Linked DNA regions of Mus musculus: region 2 is linked to region 1. Evidence: chromatin loops called from intact Hi-C (ENCODE). Cell type or tissue: gastrocnemius. All regions are shown on one strand. Links, peaks and the distances in the headings refer to the core of each region. The heading gives the core; the rest is flanking DNA.

Evidence for each region. Peaks named below come from ENCODE experiments on the same cell type or tissue, not always from the same donor. Only the 100,000 strongest peaks of a DNase experiment are listed, where the experiment ranks them.
Region 2: it touches region 1 in a loop (2.8-fold over the local background); 1 of 42 quality-filtered maps calls a loop at or near these places.

What each region holds. Positions count from the first base shown.
Region 1 is chr5:139,341,754-139,346,142 of GRCm38, forward strand. Cox19 (cytochrome c oxidase assembly protein 19) reads right to left here and starts at 3,413. Exons shown (of 3, transcript NM_197980.1): 1 at 3,319-3,413; 2 at 810-921. The coding sequence starts at 3,400. In gastrocnemius, for the core only: CTCF peaks have their summits at 2,460 and 3,416; DNase peaks (open chromatin) are centred at 2,482 and 3,488; H3K4me3 peaks cover 2,502 bases; H3K27ac peaks cover 3,339 bases.
Region 2 is chr5:139,465,411-139,469,799 of GRCm38, forward strand. No RefSeq gene overlaps it. Among named protein-coding and RNA genes, the nearest start is that of 3110082I17Rik, 7.1 kb to the left of the region's middle. In gastrocnemius, for the core only: a CTCF peak has its summit at 2,777; a DNase peak (open chromatin) is centred at 2,769.

The sequences.
Region 1 (4,389 bases), core at 276-4,275:
AGAATGGCTCTCGTCCTAAGGCAGAGCGCCACAGGTTTTGGTTTTTGTTCTGTTTAAAAGTAAACCTGGGGCCGGACGGTGGTGGCGCACGCCTTTGATCCCAGCACTCGGGAGGCAGAGGCAGGCGGATTTCTGAGTTCAAGGCCAGCCTGGTCTACAGAGTGAGTTCCAGGACAGCCAGGGCTACACAGAGAAACCCTGTCTCGAAAAACCAAAAAAAAAAAAAAAAAAAAGTAAACCTGGGGTGGGTGTGGGGGTGGCCATCATCATCCATTACTGCTTAAGTCGCCATTGTCCCGGTGGCATTTCAAACAGCTTTCAGAGGACAGCGCGAGGCCATGAGTGTTCTTACTGGGCCGAGAATGTGAAAGGCATGAAAACCTGTTGGGCTCAGTCAGCGCCGCTAGGATCTACGATTCTGAAAGCTTAAAGATGGAGGGACAAAGCTGTGGACACTCACTCTGTGGCTTGTCACTCACGGAGGTTTCCAGGGCCGTTAGCGGCCTCCTCACTGGCTAAACTGTGATTTCTCCTGGCAAACATCAGCCACTCTGCTGTGGCAGGGGCGGTGGCTGGGTTGGTAAAATGGACCCGAGTTCCCTCCCGAGAACCCGAGAAAATTGGGTGTGCTGGTCCCAGCACTGGGGGCAGAGAGGGATCCCTTGGCTTGCCTGTAGTCAGCGACCTAACTAGTGAATCCAGGCCAGCAACAGACCAAGTTCCCAGCACCCACGCGGTGGCTCACCACAATCATGAGCACTCACACATGTGAATGCGCACACACACACACACACACAAATAGAACTCACCTTTGCATCCTGCACATTAAATACTCTTTAGATTCATTTCTGCACAAAGCATTTTCATAGTTCTTGTCACGGAGACACCTCATGAATTTTTCTTTAAAGCTTTTACATTCACCTAGGGAAAGAAGAAAGCCAGCATTCTATTAGTTAAAGAGAAGGCCTGACCCGCTCACACGCTGACTTTAGGAGCAGCACTAGGGTTTCCATCAAAATTCGTTCCCTTTGTGAGGCTGTGGGTGTGGCTCTGAGGTAATGTGTATGTTTGGCATATAGTCCCCTGGGTTCAAATCCCTGTACTTCAAAACAAAAGGGCTGAAAGAAGCTGGGGAGATGGCTTACTGGCTATGAACACTGGCTGCTCTGACAGAGACCTGAGTTTGGTTCCTGATACACACATTGAGCAGCTAACAAATGCCTGTAACTTCAGCTCCAGGCTATCAAAAACCTGCTTCTGGCCACCAAGGGTGCCTGCATACAAATGGTGTATATACAAACTCAGATGCACACACATACACATAAACTTAAAAAAATTATAATAAAGCCGGTCATATTGGCACACACCTTTAATTCTAGCATTCAGGAGGCAGAGGCCGGTGGATCTTTGTACATTTGAGTCCAGCCTGGTCTACGCAGCGAGTTCCAGGACAGCCAGGACTACATAGTGAGACCCTGCCTTTGAAAAAAAAATGAAGAATCAATAACGAATTGAAATAAAAATTTTAAATGGAAAATTTCCCAATGAAATGTTGGCAATGAAATCATAATCTAAAAATAGTGAGATGGCTCAGTGGGTAAACACGCTTGCCACCAAGGCTGACAACCTAAGTTTGATCTCTGGGACACACGTGGGGGTGGAGAGATCCCAGTTTTCCACAGTTTGTCCTCTGACTATATACGTGTCATGGCATATCCCCAAACACACTAAATAAATAAGCATAACTTAAAAAATACAGAGGCAGGCGGATTTCTGAGTTCGAGGACAGCCTGGTCTACAGAGTGAGTTCCAGGACAGCCAGGGCTACACAGAGAAACCCTGTCTCGGAACCCCCCCCCCCAAAAAAAAAACCCAAAAAACCAGTAATCTCTAAAGCTGTCCCTGGAGCTGGAGTCTCTACAGCAGTTCACCGAAGCGTCTAATCTACACTAACAGCTGCCGTTTCTACACTAACACGAGGGCTGAGGGCTGCTGCATCTCTCAGGGCTGTGTGCTGGTGGTAGGACTTGTGGGGAGGTCTGTGTGCTGGTGGTAGGTGGGGGGGGGGGGGATGTCCTATGTGCTGGTGGTAGGCAGGGCAGTCTTTTCTTTTTTTAATTATTGTAGTGCTGAGGACTGGACTCAGGTTCCTGTGCGTGCCAGGCACCAGCTCGGCCTCTGTAATCTGAATCTCCAACTCTCTCCCAGTTTGTTTGTTTTTTTTCTTTCCCATGTTCCAGTTTCCCAAAAGGCCTGTTAACTGCAGACTTCAGAACGGTGACTAGAAATCCTCCAGGCTGGAGGCGTGGCTCAGAGGTGAACACTCGCCTAGCATGTGCCAAACCCGGGCTTTCAGCCCCAGTGTTAGATATCAAAAAGCTTTTTGAAAATATTTCCTTGCCTAATGTTCACGGCAGACCCAGAGCCTGGAGCTAGGGGAGGGTGGGTATGTCCTGCGCTGAGCTGAGCTGCCGCCAGGGGGCCTAACATCAAGCTCCGTTCCAGGAGGCCTGTCACCATCCTATCACATTAGCCCCAAGTCTTACTTGGAGAGCCATGACATGTGGCCCTCTGAAATAGGGGCCCTCAAGACTCAGTTTCTCTGACTGCACCCCCACAGTGCTCTGAGCACGCCCAGCCCCACTACCCGGGAAGGACCTGTAATATTAACTGCTCTGCATCCAGGGTCCAGTACCTCAGACCCCACCCACCATTTCTAGCATCCTGTCATCAACACACATGACAATGCCACCCAGGTCTATAACCCCACACACTGTCCCTCATATTCAGCTCCTTCACTTTGGCTCTCAGACCTTCGATCCAGCACCCTAGGCCCTGTCACATCCAACATCTAACTCTTCAGACATTACACCTAAATCCAGCAACTCTGACCCGGCCACTCAAATCTAGTACCTTAGGCTCTGCCACCCAGATCTACAACCCCAGGCCCTGCCATCCAAACCCAGTGCCCCCAAACCTGCCATCTATAGCAAAGAGACAACACTCCAGTCTCTGCCACCCAGACCCAGCAGCCCAGACCCTGAACCCAGATCCAGTACCCCTGACCCTGCCACCCAGATATCCTGCACCCATAACTCTGTCACCCAAACCCAGTACCCCAGTACCCCTGACCCTGCCATCTAGAACCAGTATCCCAGATCCTGCCACCTACTTCCAATACCCCTGATCCTGTCACCGAGAAACAGCACTCCCTACCACTCAGACTCAGCACCCGAGACGCTGCCACCCAGATTCAGTATTCCTAACTCTGCCACCCGATCCCAGGCCGCCATCAGCCTGTGCCTCGCCTCGCCTCACCGAAGTGGTCCAGCGGGAAGCTGCCTTTGTCTGGGGGCCGCGGCTGGAAGCTTTTGGTCCCGAAGTTCATTGCGGTCGACATCACGGCGAAATCCAGAGCGGAGAGCGACGGCGACGCAGGGCAGATGGCTGAACACCGAGCGGGTCCAGGAAGCGTCGAGCTAGTCGAGCGGACGACTGGCCCCACCCCGAGTCCACCCAGGCTCCACCCACCAAGCCCCGCCTCACCTATCTAGCCCCGCCCCTGCCGTGTTGCGAAAGGATCTGCCCTTGGTTTCCAGCCCTCTGAGAAGCAGAAAGAAGCCTGGCAGTCATCTTTTGGTACTGATTAGCAAATAAGGACAGAAAGATGCAGCCATTTGCCCGAGGACACCAGTCTGTGCCCCGGGATCTTCATCCCACCCATCTGTCTTCCAGGGACTGAGTTTCCCATCTACTCAGAGGGAAAGAAGCACACTAAAGGAGGGGTGGCTAGCTTACTGCCAGTGCCGTGACACAGTGATACAAACGGGTTTTACAAACAGAAAATAAAGCAGGGTGCAGTCCCTCACACCTGTAGACAGCGCTTAGGGGGCTGAGGCAGAAGGATTGCCTGAGTTTTCAGCAAACCTGGGCTATGTAGCCAGTCCCACAAAACAAAAGAAAATCTCCCCAAAGGGCATCTTCTGTGGTTCAAGAGACCAGAAGTCTGATCCTAAGGTGTTGGTCATCAGCCCTCTTGTGGCCTGCTGTCCCTGCTGTCTGTTCCAGGGAGCCCAGGTTCTCTCCCAGCCTCTGAGATGTTCTGTCAATTTTAGGTAATTCTGGGCTGCTAGATATCTCCCTCCGGGGCCTCCACTTCTGGGAACATTCTCCCATGTTTCTGTATCCAAGTATTCCTTTTATGACATTGCCACACCGGGGTAGGGCCATCCCAACAATCAATTCTCTTTCCTTCCTTCCTTCCTTCCTTCCTTCCTTCCTTCCTTCCTTCCTTCTTTGCTGTCTGATTTTCTTTTTTCTTTCTTTCCTTCCTCCCTTCTTCCCTTTCTCTTTTTCTCTCTCCCTCTTTCCCTCTTTCCCTCTTTCTCT
Region 2 (4,389 bases), core at 315-4,314, 120 kb after region 1:
CAACATCCAGAAACATCTGTGCCAAGTTATTCCACCAATCAGAACTTAGGGATAGGGGATTTCATTAGCAACGTGTCTTTGTTGTACACTTATCTATCCTGCTCCCAGTGGTTGGGGTATTCAACTATGACAGGGGACTTGCCTTGTCTAATATTTATGTCCTAACTTGCCAGCCAGGATGTCAGTTACTCACACACATGTCTCTTTCTGCCAAGTAGGATGTCAGTTCCCAAGGAAGTCTTGGAAACTTAAACGTTACTGGACCACTACTCAAAATGGAAGTTTTATTCCAAGTAGTTTCTTACATTGGTGCAGGTGTCTCTCTTATATTGGGGTCCATCCCAGGGGCAGTTTATAAAAGCAACTACCATAAAAGCTCAAATATGGGTGCAGGAAGTGCTGTAGGGTGGTTGGTTCCAGTCCAAGCTTATTGTGGGTAACAATACAAAACAGTTCTACTGACTTCTATCATGACTGGTTTCCAAGGGCACAGAACATAACAGCATATCTAATCAATCTTGGCATTATAAAGTTTCCTAGTAACAGCAGAAACATATGAGAACACTTCCTTATAGTGGCAGACTAGCCAGGTAACAGTTACCTAGGCCTCCACAGTTGTCTGTATGCATGCATGCAATATGTGTGTGTGTAGATGCCAGAAGACAGTGAACAGCTTCTTCAGAGAAGAACTAACAGCCACGCACTCCAGTCCCTTAGTGATATGATTACAAATTATTTTTTAATTATTTATTTAGTATGTGTGCACATGTACACATGCCTACCAAGATGCCTGTGTGGAGGTCAGAGGACAACTTGAAGGGATTGTGTGATGGCTATACTTGGTTATCAACTTGACTACATCTGAAATTAACTTAAAAACCCCCAAAACAGTCCAGCAGTGGTAGCACTTGAGAGGAACAGGTAGGTAGATCTCTGTGAGTTCCAGGACAGCCAGGGGTACACAGATAAGTTCTTTCTCAAAAAACCAAACCAACCAAACCAAACCAAAGCAAAAACATAAATGGGGCACATCTGTGAGGGATTTTAAACTGTGTATAAATGTGGTGGCCTATGGGAAGTGGCACTATTAGGAGGTGTGGTCTTGCTATAATAGGTGTGGCCTTGTTGAAGGAAGTGTGTCACTGTGTAGGCAGGCTCTGAGGTCTCCTAGTGCTCAGCCTCCACCCAGTGAGGATGATAGTCTCTTTCTGGCTGCCTTTGGATCAAGACGTAGAACTCTCAGCTCCTCCTCCAGCACGTCTGCCTACACAATGCAATACTTTCTACCATGATGATAACAAATTAAACCTCTGAGCCTGTAAGCCAGCCCCAATTAAATGCTTGCTTTTGTAAGAGTTGCCTTGGTCATGGTGTCTCTTCATAGCAGTAAAACAGTAACTAAGACAGTGGGTGTCTGTGTGTGGTGATGTGCACTAGTGTAGGTGCCCACAGAGGCCAGAGGGGTCAGATTCCCTGAAGCTCAGTTAACTTCCTGATGTGGGTACTGGGAGTCAAACTTGGGTCCCTTGGAAGAGCAGTTGTGGTGAGTTGATGTGGTTGTGCTCTCAACCCCCGAGCCAGGGAAATAAAACAAGCCACTCCTTATCTCAGACAAGAAGCCAGGCCAGCTTCCCCTCTCACACTCCTCTCAAGACCTTGGGCATGTGGGCCAGGGAGTGGCTCAGGGCATAAAGTGTTTGCTGCACAAGTGTGGGAACACGAGTTCAGATCCCCAGGATCCAAGTGAACAAGTTGGCGGGCAAGGCGGCTGCCTGTAATCCCAGTGCTCAGAAGGCAGAGACAGAGTTCAGGACAACCTGGCTAGCCAGACTAGTTGAATCAGTGAACTCTGGGTTCAACTGAGAGAGCCTGACTCAGTGAATAAAGTAGAAAGTGATCAAGGGAAGATGCCTTATATCAACTTCTAACCTATATGCACTCACACACACATACATACCGCACACACACATATATGTACACATATACACATATACACACCACACATGCATACAAACACATACATACACACATGTGTACATACATACACATATGTACACCATACACACAGACTCTCAAACATACATATATGCATATACATATACTTACATACACACACATGCATACCATATACACACACACACGAAAAAAGAGGGCTTGCGAGATGGCTCAGCAGGTAAGAGCACTGACTGCTCTTCCAAAGGTCCTGAGTTCAAATCCCAGCAACTACATGGTGGCTCACAACCACCCGTAATGAGATCTGACACCCTCTTCTGGTGTGTCTGAAGTCAGCTACAGTGTACTTATGTATAATAATAAATAAATCTGTGGGCTGGAGCAAGCAGGAACTGAGCAAGCGAAGTTAACCAGAGTGAGCGGAGTTGAGGAGAGCCAATGGGACCGACAGGAGTGAGCAGAGGTCCTAAAAATTCAATTCCCAACAACCATACGAAGGCTCACAACCATCTGTTCAGCTACAGTGTACCATATACATAAAATAAATAAATAAATAAATCTTTAAAAAAAGATAGTAGTAAGCCAGAGAGGACATCAAAATCCCCCCCTTTCAAGCTTGTATTGGGAAAGGAAGTCTAGTTCACCCACAGAGCCACTTCCCAACCTGATTTTGGAGCTGAGGAACAGAAGAGATGCTTGTTAGTCTGTAGCTATGGAAGTGAGGTGAGGGATGGCTGCTCAGACCCAGTCTTCAGGACACTACCCAGCTTCAGTGCCTCCCAGGGCCTGTGGCTCTGTCAACCTCCGTTCCAATGAAGGCTTTTTGGTGACATCTTGTGAAAAGGACGGAAACTGCACCTCATGCTCCAATGGCAAGCTGCTGTTCCTAGTTTCTCTCTGAAAGAGAGCCAGGCTGTGAGCCTCACCCAAGGACGCACTAGCTGTGACAGTGAAAGTCAGTTCAGAAGAGAGACGGCAGCCAAGACATGGAGGACACCCCTTCCCAAAGCCACGTCTCTGAGTTTAAGGTGCCAAAGCAATTGCCGACATATCTGTCCCACTAGAGACAGAACGACACCTTTAGTTAATGCGACAGCCTATGTCAAGCATAGATCCCAAGCTTCTCCACAAAAGTGAGGTGACTCTTGCCTGGAATCCCAGAACTCCAGCACTCGAGAGGTTGAGGTGGAGGTGGCATGTGCCTTTAATCCATCCTAGCACTCAGCAGACAGATCTCTGTGATTCAAGGTCAGCCTGGTCTACAGAGTGAGCTCTAGGACAGCCAGGGCTACACAGAGAAACCCTGTCTTGGGAAAACAAACAACAAACCAAACCAAAAACGAATAACAACTAAAAACCAAACCAAACCAACCCCCCCCCCCATAAAGCTGCTTCCAGGGCTGTAGAGAGCTCCAAGGTTAAGAGCACTTGCTGCTCTTCCAGGGACCTGGGTTCAGTTCTGAGCACCTACATGGTGGCTCGTGTGCACTGTCATTTCTAGGAGATATGACACCCTCTTCTGACCTTCAAAGACAGCAGGTACATACAGGTGAACAGACATATATACTGGTGAAACATGCAGATACACACACACACACAAATACAGGTTGAATTTACACTCTGGGGGTGCAGGGCTATAATTGACTGGCAGGTGGACAGTGACACATTTGAACAGTCTGGTGAACTACTGGGCTGTGCCCACTGATACAGTGTCTGGGCAGTCCTGTCAGCAGCAACAGGGATAGGGTTCCATTCTGTTAATTTGTAGCAGCCCAAGGAATTTCTTTAAATCTTTTTTATTTCCATTTTTAAAAAAAATTGTGTGCTTTTTCTCTTTTTTTAAGATTTATTATTATATGTAAGTACACGATAGCTGTACGTATACACTATACGCACCAGAAGAGGGCACCAGATCTCATTATGGGTGGTTGTGAGCCACCATGTGGTTGCTGGGATTTGAACTCAGGATCTTGGGAAGAGCAGTCAGTGCTCTTACCCACTGAGCCATCTCACCAGCGCCCCCCCCTTAAGATTTATTGTTTATATATGTAAGTACACTGTAGCTGTCTTCAAACATATCAGGAGAGGGTGCCAGATCCCATTACAGATGGTTGTGAGCCATCATATGGTTTCTGGGTTTGAACTCAGGACCTCCAGAAGAGCAGTCGGTGCTCTTAACCGCTGAGTCAACTCTCGCCCCAGCCCTGCTCACTCAGGCCCAAGTGCGTGCCTTTTCAGAACAGGGCTTCTCCTGACCTGAAACTTGATTTATAGATCAGGCTGGCCTTGAACTCACAAAGATCCGCTTGCCTCCGCTTCCCAAACGCTGAGATTAAAGGCATGCACCACCATTTATATATAATTTTAGGTATATGAGTGTTTTCTGCATGCTGTGTACCTTGGCATGCAGTGCTTGCAGAGACCAGAGGAGGGCAT